Regions from separate parts of the Homo sapiens genome. Here region 2 is linked to region 1. Evidence: chromatin loops called from intact Hi-C (ENCODE). Cell type or tissue: MCF 10A. All regions are shown on one strand. Links, peaks and the distances in the headings refer to the core of each region. The heading gives the core; the rest is flanking DNA. Region 1 overlaps PSG4 (pregnancy specific beta-1-glycoprotein 4). Region 2 has its middle 6.6 kb from the start of PSG11-AS1.

Region 1 (5,378 bases), core at 218-5,217:
ATGGCCTCCCTGGGATTTAAGTTGCTGCTGGAGATGGAGGGCTTGGGAGTCTCCACTGTGCAGAAAACAGAGAGAGGTTTGCCCTGTGTGGCATCTTTGATTCTTCCAAAGGCATTTTTCAATCAGAGTTGGCATTTCCCACCTCTCAGCCCACCCAAGTCCTTAAAAGCCCATGGAAGATGTGTGTGTTAAAGACAGATGCATGGCAATCTGAGAGCTCAGAGATTGTGAGGCTGCCTGCTTTATGTGGGAGAAGCACAGACTTTCTTAGGTGTGAATTGAGCAGCAGCATTGGGTCATGGAAAGACACAGGACCAGCAGTCACAGACCCGATGCCTCTCTGAGTTCCTCCGTCTCCAACTGCCTGCCTGACCCACCTTGTGGTCCTCACTTGGAGCATGCAGTGCTGGAATCTTCTTAGTTTCAGTCTTACTTTGCCCCCCGAGGTATGTTTTCTCTGCAGCTTCCCTTTCCAAGGACATCCTAGAGATGGATGATGGAACTTCCCATTGTCCTTAAACCCTTTGGGTACTGGAAAGCCTGACCTGGGACTGGGTACTTCAGCATAAATAACACAGGGGAGACCAGAGTCAAGCCTGGAGGTCAGTTCAGTCATCAGGCAGTGGAGCCACAAGGTGGCGCAGTTTTCCCAGGTGTCTCATGGTGACTGACTTGAGCCAGTGACCTCTAAAGATAGAGCAGAGTCCAAGGAATGACCTACAAAGAGTGAAGGGGACAGGCAAGAGCTGATAGCTTTGGACCAAGACCATGTTCCGTGTTCTGGGTCCATGATGCTCGCTTCCCCCTGTAGAGGGCAGGTGAGGACCATGTGGATCTTTCTAGAAATACATGTGGATGTTTGCAAATGCAGAACTGACTGGTGGAAAGGGCGAACATGAACAGATGATGGAAGTCTGGCCCTCATGGACCATATGCGTTTGGTGGATATTAGACCAATATTTGGGAAGAAGTCTTGCAGATACTTTCTCTCATTAGACATTCTACTCTCTGATTCTGAGTTTGACTACTCTATGTACCTCATATAAGTGGATTCCAGAGTGAATCAGAGAGTAGAATAGTAGTTTGCAGGAGTTGGGATCAGGGGAATAGGGTGTTGTTCCATGGTTGTGCATTTTCAGTTATGCAGGATGAGGAGGTTCTAGAGATCTCCTGTACAGCTTCATGCCTATAGTTCATACAGATAAAGTGCTCCTTATGCAGAAAGGTTAAAACAAAGTGTTTTCGATTTCTAATTTTTTTATTTTGGAATATTTGCAGTACATGTACTGGTTTAGCATCCCAAATCTGAAAAATTTAAAATCCACAATGCGCCAGTGAGCACTTCTTTTTAGCATCACATCAGTGGTCAGAAGGGTTGAGTTTTGAGCATTTCAGATTGTGGATTTCTGGATTTGGGATGCTCAATTTGTAATACTGTAATTTTCCCGTAAAAAGTTGTCAGGAATTTAGACCTCATGTTGTGTTCTGACTCTAGTAACAAAAAAAAATTTGGAGGAAACATTAAAATGTTTTCATAAGTGGAAACTTTTACTGATGATCCAGACATCGAAGATCAATTGCTGGTAGTAGTATTTCTCTTGAGACCAAAATAAGGTTTAGGTGTGCCGTGAATTCCAGCAGGATCACATTATGCTCAAAGAAAGATGCCAAAGGTGATTGGAAATTAGCAGCTCCTTAAGTAGAGAGAGTCCCATTAAAAGGACAGAACTGGTCAGTGCGTCAATTACATAAAGGGAGGAAGGATGCCAAATTAAAAGAAGTGATGTGTGTTATGTTAGTAAATATAGAAAGAACTCCCTGCTTCTAATTTCTGTGCAGAGTTAGGAAAAATGGGGAGGACCCCAAAACAGGTATGTGGAATGCTTTCTTCATTTTCTGTTAAGCTCAGGAAATACCACTAAAGTTTAAGTTTGTGTGAAATAGGAAGAGTCTAAGTGAGATGCCAATGGCTCGTGTGTCTGCCCACGTGAAGAAATCCAACTTATGAAAATGGCATCATCATGAGGAAACAGTTGTATGTGGCACAGGCAGTAAAACCATCAGATAGCACCCACCTGGTCACCTCCAACTGGTCCGCAACACCACCAGTATTCCCATTATGTGTATGTTACAGCCTTTGTAGTTGTCCCACAACTACAAAATTTAAAAATTGCTATTGTCAAAAAAAATATTAAATATGAAGGCGAATATGTTGTTCCACTTTTTTTTCCCCACCCTTTTTGAACTTTCCTGTTTCAGTTTTGGAAGTTTCTATTGACACATCCTCAAGCTGGGGGTTCCTTCCTCAGCTGTGTGCAGTCTACCAGTAAGCATCAAAAGCATTCTTCATTTCTCTAACAGCATTTTTTTTCTGAGACAGAGTCTCGCTCTGTTGCCCAGGCTGGAGTGCAGTGGCATGATCTCAGCTCACTGCAAGCTCCACCTCCTGGGTTCATGCCATTCTCCTGCCTCAGCCTCCCAAGTAGCTGGGACTACAGGCATCCGCCACCAAGCCCGGCTAATTTTTTGTATTTTTAGTAGAGACGGGGTTTCACCATGTTAGCCAGGATGGTCTCCATCTCCTGACCTTGTGCCTGCCTCGGCCTCCCAAAGTCCTGGGATTATAGGCGTGAGCCACTGAGCACAGCCTTCTCTGAGGGATTTTAATGAGTTGTTGACTTTTTACTTAGTGTTAGAACGGAGTCACAAATTTTAAGCTTGTTATATGCCTGACAGGAAGCCAGAAGTCTCTAGGAAGTGACAGGAGAATGTGAGCTGCATAGCAGGTTGAGGATGGAGTCCCAAGTGATACAGGAGAAATGAGTCCATGTGCTTTGGGGACTGCAGGCCTGTCCAGCCTCTGACACCCTGGTGAGTCAGTGCAAAGATTACAGCAGTGACAGCAAACTAGCATGTCTGAGTCCATCTGGCATCTAGTCTCAGGCTGGCTGTCCTCACTCGTTCCTGGGCATAGGCCAGGCTAACCTTGGGAGGAATTTAGTTTATGGTTTGACTTTGAAGCAGGAATGATAATAGTTCCTCCATAAAACTAACACCCTTACTTTGCCCAGGGACGGCCTTTGTCAAACTAGTGAAAGACCATGAGATTAAGATTATAGGAGGGAACCGAATTCTGCTAAAATGTAGGCACAGTTTATGTAATCCCTGACTGCTCCAGTGTCATTTGGCAAGAGTTTACAAAATTTGTAACTAATTGCTCCTATAGATAACATCACTATTGTAGAACGCGAGACTGGTCTTTTGAGATGTTTCTCATTCTTTTGCATTCTGGCAACCGGCTGACCTCATTCATACCTATGACTAATGGCTCAGCCAGTCATGTGGTCCCTACCTAGAGGCAGATTCAAGCACAAACAGATCATTTCCCTCCGCCCGCATGATTCCATCACCAAACAATCACCAAAAAATGAGCAGTACTCAATTTTTAGTCCTGTGACCCTGAAACTGTCCTTGAAAATCTCTAACCCCTGCTCCACTGGGGAGGCTGATTTGAGTACTAATCAACCTCCAGCCTCCTGTTTGGCAGACTTGGAGTCGTTAAAATCTTTCTTGACTAGAAACCAACATTTCAATAATTTTGTGTGTGTGTGTGTGTGTGTGCAGAAGGCCAGAAGAACTTGTCTGGCAATTATGAGTGGATGGAGGAACTGCCTATCCCTGTCCCATTGTCTTGTCCACAGGTCAGCCTCACAAAGGGAAAGAGCCCTTGAAGGGAATACAGTAGAAGCTCATTCTCTTAGTGACCTGGGGACATTGGCTCGAGATGAAGCCTGGCAGGAGTGGCAACTCCAGGTGATTTCTGCACCTTTCCTATTTCCTGGGAGGTGGGCCAGGCCACAGTGTTAGCGGGAAAGGAACTGAACAGCCAGACTAGTCAGAGGGAGTGTCTGGGGAAGGCCTAGGGGTGGGGGAAGAAGCTGTGCAGGACAGGGCTTGCCAGTCAGAATGAAGTGGGAGGAAGATGAGGGACACAGAGAAGAAGAGAGAGGCAGAGACACCATGGCAGTGAGCAGTGAGGGTTACACTGACTTCAGAGACCCCAGGGACCAGGTGCCCCAGTTCCACAGTCCAGGACCAAGGAGCCCAGAGAACCCTCTGGTGGCCAAAGAGCTTCAGAGTTACATGAGGTGGGGTGGCTTTAGGGGCAAGAGGTAGTGGGGGGATGAAACGTGGGTGTCAGCCTCTGAAGGACAAGGGACAGGTGTGGCTAGAACCTCCTATGATTCTGCATCCAACATCCAGTCTCTAAAGAGGTTTTGGATCATTCATTTCTTCATTCCATTCCTTCATTTGTTATGTGAGAGCTCCTGAGTGTGTGTCTCTCGCTGGGCCTGTGCTGGTGCAGGGTGTGAGTGGGGAAAGAAAACAAGGTCCTCTCCTTGATCTTCTCATGACAGTGACATGGGCACTTTGGGAAACACAGGATTTCAAGTTCAGTGATGGGGGTTAAGATCTGAGGGGGAGGCCTGGACATATTTTTTGCACTGACTCTGATGGTTGAGGCAGGTGATTTAGTTCTGGAGTGCAGACTAATCAGCTGACCATTTGCTCTCACTCCTCTGAGGTTTGGATGCCTAAAAAGAGAGGATTTGAGCCAATAAATGACTATGGGGTGCTTGGAACCCAGTAAGCCCTCACTTCTGGTGGAGGAGAGGAAGGGCCTGTGGCTGCAGACAGACCTCATGTGACCCCGATCTCCCCTTTGTGTTGGTGTGACTCTGGTTCAGTGACTGTGCCTTCCTGTGCCTCAGTTTTCTCTCAATCAAATAAGCTAAATGGCAAATGGACTGTGGCTTTTCATGCTATCTGTGAATAAATGTTAAATGATTCACAGTCACCTGACCTAATGCTTGGCACAGTGGAGGTTTCACACAAACAGCATTTATTATTAATTTGCTTCCATGAGAAAACACCTTTACATCAGATCCCTGTGGACAATCTGCTACCAGGTACATCTTCTCCTTCTGTTTCTGCTTCTGGGGACATTAGACTTTCTATGGACTCTCCTAAGCCGATGTCCTACAAAGCTTGTCTTTCTATCCTCTCCACTCTGAGTGTCAGGTGAAGAAAGCTCTGTCCTTGCCCAGATGAGGCTCTGAGGGCTGAGCCCTGGCTGGTGAACAGCTCCAGGAGACACAGTCCTCTGACAGCTGGTAAATTCTTGGTCCCAGTAAGGCCTGCCCAAGAAGGAACAACCCAGCACTGGCACAGGCTCCTCAGCTTTATCTGGAGCAAGGATTTAGGGACAGAGGTCTGGGGTTGAGGCTTCTAGGGCTGAGCTGCTCTGAGAGTATCTCAGGGGGCCCCTCAGGCCAGCCCTACTCAGTTCTCCAGGGTCTTTGTCAGCGTCAAATTTA
Region 2 (5,378 bases), core at 170-5,169, 53 kb before region 1:
ACCCTGAAATCTTATGCAGGGTGACAGGGGAGTGGGGATGAACTCCGTTCAGGGCAGGAAGCCAGAGTTTGGATCTGAAGTACTTTTCAGATGCTGAAGTCATAGGAGCTTGCAGTTACTTCCTGGGTGGAGCCATAAACAAACATCTCTTCTGCTGAGTGGGGTCTGAGAAGATAGAGGGAATGGTGACCCAGGAGCTCTGGAATTATCTGTCTGTGTTACACTTGCAGGACTACACAAATTTAACTGAAAAAACCATGCTTTTCATCCACCTGGCTGAACTCTTAGCCTGCTCTCCTCTTATTGTTCCCTCGAAGGCATCATTTTTTGAAAGAGAAATTTAAACTCTGTCCATCTCATCCCCTTTGGAAGAACGTTAAGATTCCTTTCTGAGCTTTTTCATCATCTGGAGTTTAAAAGCTTCCCCTCCTCTGTCAACTCTCTTTGAATCCCTCATGTCACACCAAACTTCAAAAGAGACAAATACTTTTGCATGACTCCCTGCAGGCTCTGTTTTGCCCTGTAGTGACAGCCCCACGTCTTGGCTTTCCTGATTGGAAAAACTTCTCAAGCTTTCTACATTCATGATCTGCACTTCTTCAGTGCAGCCTTCTCCAGTTTGTCTCTGATCTCCAATGGTCCCTGCATTAATCCTGTCCAAGCCACAGGTGACCCTCATATCATCTCAGCTTCTACTTCCCAGTCTCTCACTCTCTTTTTTTTTTTTTTTTTTTTTTTTTTTTGAGACAGGGGTCTCACTCTGTTGCCCAGGTTGGTCTCAAACTGCTGGGCTCAAAAGATCCTTCACCCTCATCTTCCTGAGTAGCTGGTAGGGGTGTGAGCCCTTCTGCTTGGTCTCCAGTCCTTTGCTTTTCTTTTTTGACCTACACAACATTCGGTGGTTGACGTCCATGTTCATGTAATTGTCTTCTCTGGCTTCTCAGGGCCACCATGCATTCCCTTCTCCCTCTTTTCATTTATTATCTTTTCATCTGGTAAGACCCATCTTCCCCTAAAGATGTATATTTTCCTCAAAGCAAGGATTGGCTTACCTTCACAAACTGAGTCTCCAATGACCACATAAACTGAAATGCAATAGAAATCATGGACAGATGTGAGCTCTTCTTCTAATTCCTGTGTCCTCTGCTGGTTCTTCTCACCAACATCACGTACTGCTAAGTAAGCGAGTGATGTTAAGTTAGAAAATGGACTGAGTCCAGTAATTCATTTGTCATGCTCCAAAATCCTTACCTGAGATCTATCTACTCTCCAAATTATGCTCGTTAGAAATACAGGAAGATCCTTTTCACATGAGCTAATTAGGGTGAATACATGTAAGTGTTGGTAAGAAGTACTAGAAACACTGGAATTTGTGAGATTTCATTGAAGAACCAACTTCCACCCAGCCCTTCACATTGTTCTCTTTTGGTAGTTTCTTGTCATTTCCTCCTTTTATTATCAATAGAGCTGCTGTGAACATGCATGTACAAGTTTCTGGGTGGACATATGTTTTCATTTTTTGGGGGGTGGGTAGACATGAAAGAGTAGAATTGCTGAGTTATATGATGAATCTGTGTTCTAACTTTTCAGAAACTGGACTTCTACTCCTTCCTGATTTCACCTTCCACGCCATTTCTGTAGTGAGGCCCACTCCTTGGCCTTACAAGACCTGAATTAAGTTAGGTGCCCAGAGCCGTTCTGTCATTGACTCTGTTCTTTCCCTTGCTAGCCTGTGTAATAATTGGCAATCAGACCTTCACGTGAGCAATGGTTTCATATGTCTCCCCAACTATATTACAAGTTCCACGGGGGCAGAGCTATGTCTATCTCCTTGACCTCTGTATCTGCCATGCCTGGCAGAGGGCTGTGAACACCGGTCACCCTCCATAAACACTGGGAGACAAACAAGGGAGTCAGTAGAGTTAGTTTTTTGCTTTTTTACCCCCAGAACTCTTAGAATATGATTTGAGCTTTTCCTTCAACGAAGTCCTGGGGCAGGTGATCATTCATAGATGACATGAGGGAGTGCACAGCACATGAGTTTGCAGGAAAATGTAAACCCCACGTTGATATTTGATCCCCAATGTTGGAGATGGGGATTTACGGGGAGTGTTTGGGTCATGGGGGCAGATCCCTCATGAATGGCTTGGTGCTGCCCTCATGGTAATGAGTGGGTTCTCTATTCAATCCTGCAAGAGCTGATTGTTAGAAAGAGCCTGGCACCTTCCTCTCCTCTTTCTCTTGCTGCTTCTCTCACCATGTCATCTGTGCACACAACAGCTCCCCTTCCCATTCCACCATGAGTGGAAGCTCCCTGAGGCCTCACCAGAAGCAGATGCTGGTGCAATGCTTCTTGTACAGCCTGCAGAACTGTGAGCCAAATAAACCTTTTCTTTATAAATTATCCAGCCTCACTCAGGTATTCCTTTATAGCAATGCAAAACTGACTAAGACAGGGTATCAGGAGACCTAGCTTTGCCTGCATCTGAGAACTTCATCAGGACTCTTGGAACTATTTAGCCCACAGTTCCAAGGTTGATTTTTGTCACAGTAAAGTTCAGGTAGTAAGAATTCTCACTGGTGGCTGTTGAGGGTGGTGGTGGTGGGGATGGGTCATATGGAGAATTAGCAGTGGGAGACTAGAAATTAAAGTGGATAAAGGGAAGAATTAAAAGTCAAAAACAGTGTGAGGGAGGAAAGCAATGGATATAACACCTCAGATCTTTATCCTCGAGAGGCCTTAAAAAATCTACTTAATAATAATCAGATGCTATTCTACAAGTACTTTGAGACTAGACATGTGATGACTTGTAGGAGCCTGCACTGGGGCTGAAAATGCATGCAAATCTAGCTGACTCAGCTCCAGTCTTAACTGGCTCATAACTTCCTTCATAAACATGACTGTATGTCAGCAAGGAAATGAGAGAGAATAACAGCACATCACATAGGCATGAAAAGTATTTGCAAAGCAGAAGTTCCCAAAAATGACATTTTGCAGTGTTTTCCAGAAGCAGATTCAGAAAACTGAAGACCAAAGTAATGAGGGAGCCCTATCATGCCTAGATGAGCAGAAGCATACCAAAGGCTTAGTATTTCCCCAAGTAGTAGGCACCTCAAACTTGTTTAAGGAAAATACTCTTCTTGATGAAACAGATACTGCAGTTGAAGCAGGAATGTGTTTGGTGTGCTGCCTTAAATAGCATGGGTAGATGTTCAAACATGTTAGGACTCACTGGCCCTAGGAAAGACCCGCAAGTATCTGGTCTACACCAAGAAAGTGACAATGTAACACCAAACACCTTTTCTCCTCTAATTACCAAGAAAAGTATTTCTTTCCCAATGGTGGAAGACAATAATGTTGGGAATGATGAAGTTTTCTGGAGTGTGAAGTGGATATGTCTTATAAGTTTAATTCACAGCTTCACCACTTCATAAGTGGATAATCGAATTGTGCCTCAGTTTCCTCAGACTTGGGGATATTAAGAGTACCCTCAGTCACCACAAGGTGGGTACCAACATAAGAAAAGGGTATAGCAAAATCCCAGGGGCACATGTTCTTAAAGTGCCTAGTGTGGGATTAGAATGACAAGTGGTAGATGACCTACTTGTGCAGAAATTTAGAGTTATTTTGTGATTTTCAAATGATCATGTGTGCTTTCCATATGCTGTCCAGACTGGGGGTGCTGGAGCTAGAAAGGGAAGAAGGTTTCCATATTTCCTGAGACTGGAGTCACATCCTCTCACCAATGCACTCACCTGCTGACTAACCAGTGTACTTCTGGGAATTGCAAATGCATGAAATGGCACCCATTCTAGACTAGTCACGGCAGTGTTGGTGATGGCCACAGACCAGGAACGACCCTGATGTTTATCCGTAGGGAACTAGGTCATGAGCCATGATCCTCATCATGGATACTGGGCAGCTGTGGCAAAGAATGAGGTATCCTTCTGTCTGTGCACCGGGAAAGGTTTCCAAGATACACCACACAGTGAGAAAAACAAGAAGCAGAACAATGCACGGTGTGCTACCTCTTACATTACAAAGGAGGAAATGTAAAATTAATTTACAAATGGCCAATAAGCACATGAAAACATGCTCAACATCACTAATCATTAGGAAAATAAAAATCACAACTACAGTGAGATACCACCTTACATCCATTACAATGGTTGTTCTCAAAAAAGAAGAGAAAAACAGAAAAGAAAAGTGTTGGCGAAGAGGAATTGGAACGCTTGTGTAGTGTTTGTGGGTATGTAATATGGTGCAACCACTGTGGTCGTTTCTCAAAAAATTAATCATAGACTTACCACAAGATGCAGCAATTCGGCTTCTGGTGTATTCCAAAAAGAATGGAAAGCAGGGGCCCCAGCAGATATTTGCATGTCTTTGTTCATAGCAGCATTATTCACAATAGCTAAAAGTTGGAAACAAGCCCAGTGTCCATCCATCTGTGAATGAATAAACAAAACGTGGTCTATACATACAAACGAATGGGATTCAGCCATAACAGGAAGGGTGGTTCTGATGCGTGCTTCAACGTGAATAAGTCTTGAGCTCTTTCTGCTAAGTGAAATAACCAGACTCAAAAAGACAAATATTGCATGATTCCACTTAACAGAGGTGCCTAACGTCATGAAATGCATAGACAGAAAATGAAAAGGTGGTTGTCAGTGGCTGGAGGGAGGGAGAAAGAGGAGTTGGTGTTTAATGGGTACAGAATTCCAGTTGGGGAATATGAAAAAGTTCTGGGTGGGGATGGACAGTGGTGGTGGTTGAACAACAACCTAAATGTACTTCCTGCCACTGGATGTACACTTAAAAGTGGTTAAAATGGGCCAGGCGAGGTGGCTCACGTCTAATCCCAGCACTTTGGGAGGTCGAGGCAGGCAGATCACGAGGTCAGGAGATCGAGACCATCCTGGCTAACATGATGAAATCCCCTCTCTACTAAAAATAGAAAAAATTAGCCGGGTGTGGTGGCATGCACCTGTAGTCCCAGCTACTCAGGAGGCTGAAACAGGAGAATCGGTTGAACCCAGGAGGTGAAGGTTGCAGTGAGCTGAGATCACCCCATTGCATTCCAGGCTGGGTGACAGAACGAGGCCCCTTCTCAAAAAAAAAAAAAAAAAAGAAAGAAAAGAAAAGAAAAAAAGTGGTCAAAATGTTGAATTCTATGTTATATATATTTTACCATAATTTGCAATAATTCCTATTGTTTTGCATAAAACAGCTGTAGAAAGCTTTGCAGGTCATGAACAGCATAGCTGGCCACTGAGGCTGGTGTGGGGCTAGGACCTGGGTGCACAGGGAACAGGTATGAGACACAGGCTCTTCATGCCTGCACACATATACGGATACACACAGATGCAAATTTCTG

Evidence for each region. Hi-C counts contacts between places; a loop is a spot of excess contacts. Peaks named below come from ENCODE experiments on the same cell type or tissue, not always from the same donor. Only the 100,000 strongest peaks of a DNase experiment are listed, where the experiment ranks them.
Region 2: it touches region 1 in a loop (11-fold over the local background); 1 of 110 quality-filtered maps calls a loop at or near these places.

The regions. Positions count from the first base shown.
Region 1 is chr19:43,198,221-43,203,598 of GRCh38, forward strand. PSG4 (pregnancy specific beta-1-glycoprotein 4) reads right to left here. Exons shown (of 6, transcript NM_002780.5): 3 at 1-55. Among named protein-coding and RNA genes, the nearest start is that of PSG4, 4.7 kb to the right of the region's middle. In MCF 10A, for the core only: no CTCF peak of the experiment used is centred there; no DNase peak of the experiment used is centred there.
Region 2 is chr19:43,145,558-43,150,935 of GRCh38, forward strand. No RefSeq gene overlaps it. Among named protein-coding and RNA genes, the nearest start is that of PSG11-AS1, 6.6 kb to the right of the region's middle. In MCF 10A, for the core only: no CTCF peak of the experiment used is centred there; DNase peaks (open chromatin) are centred at 2,844 and 4,474.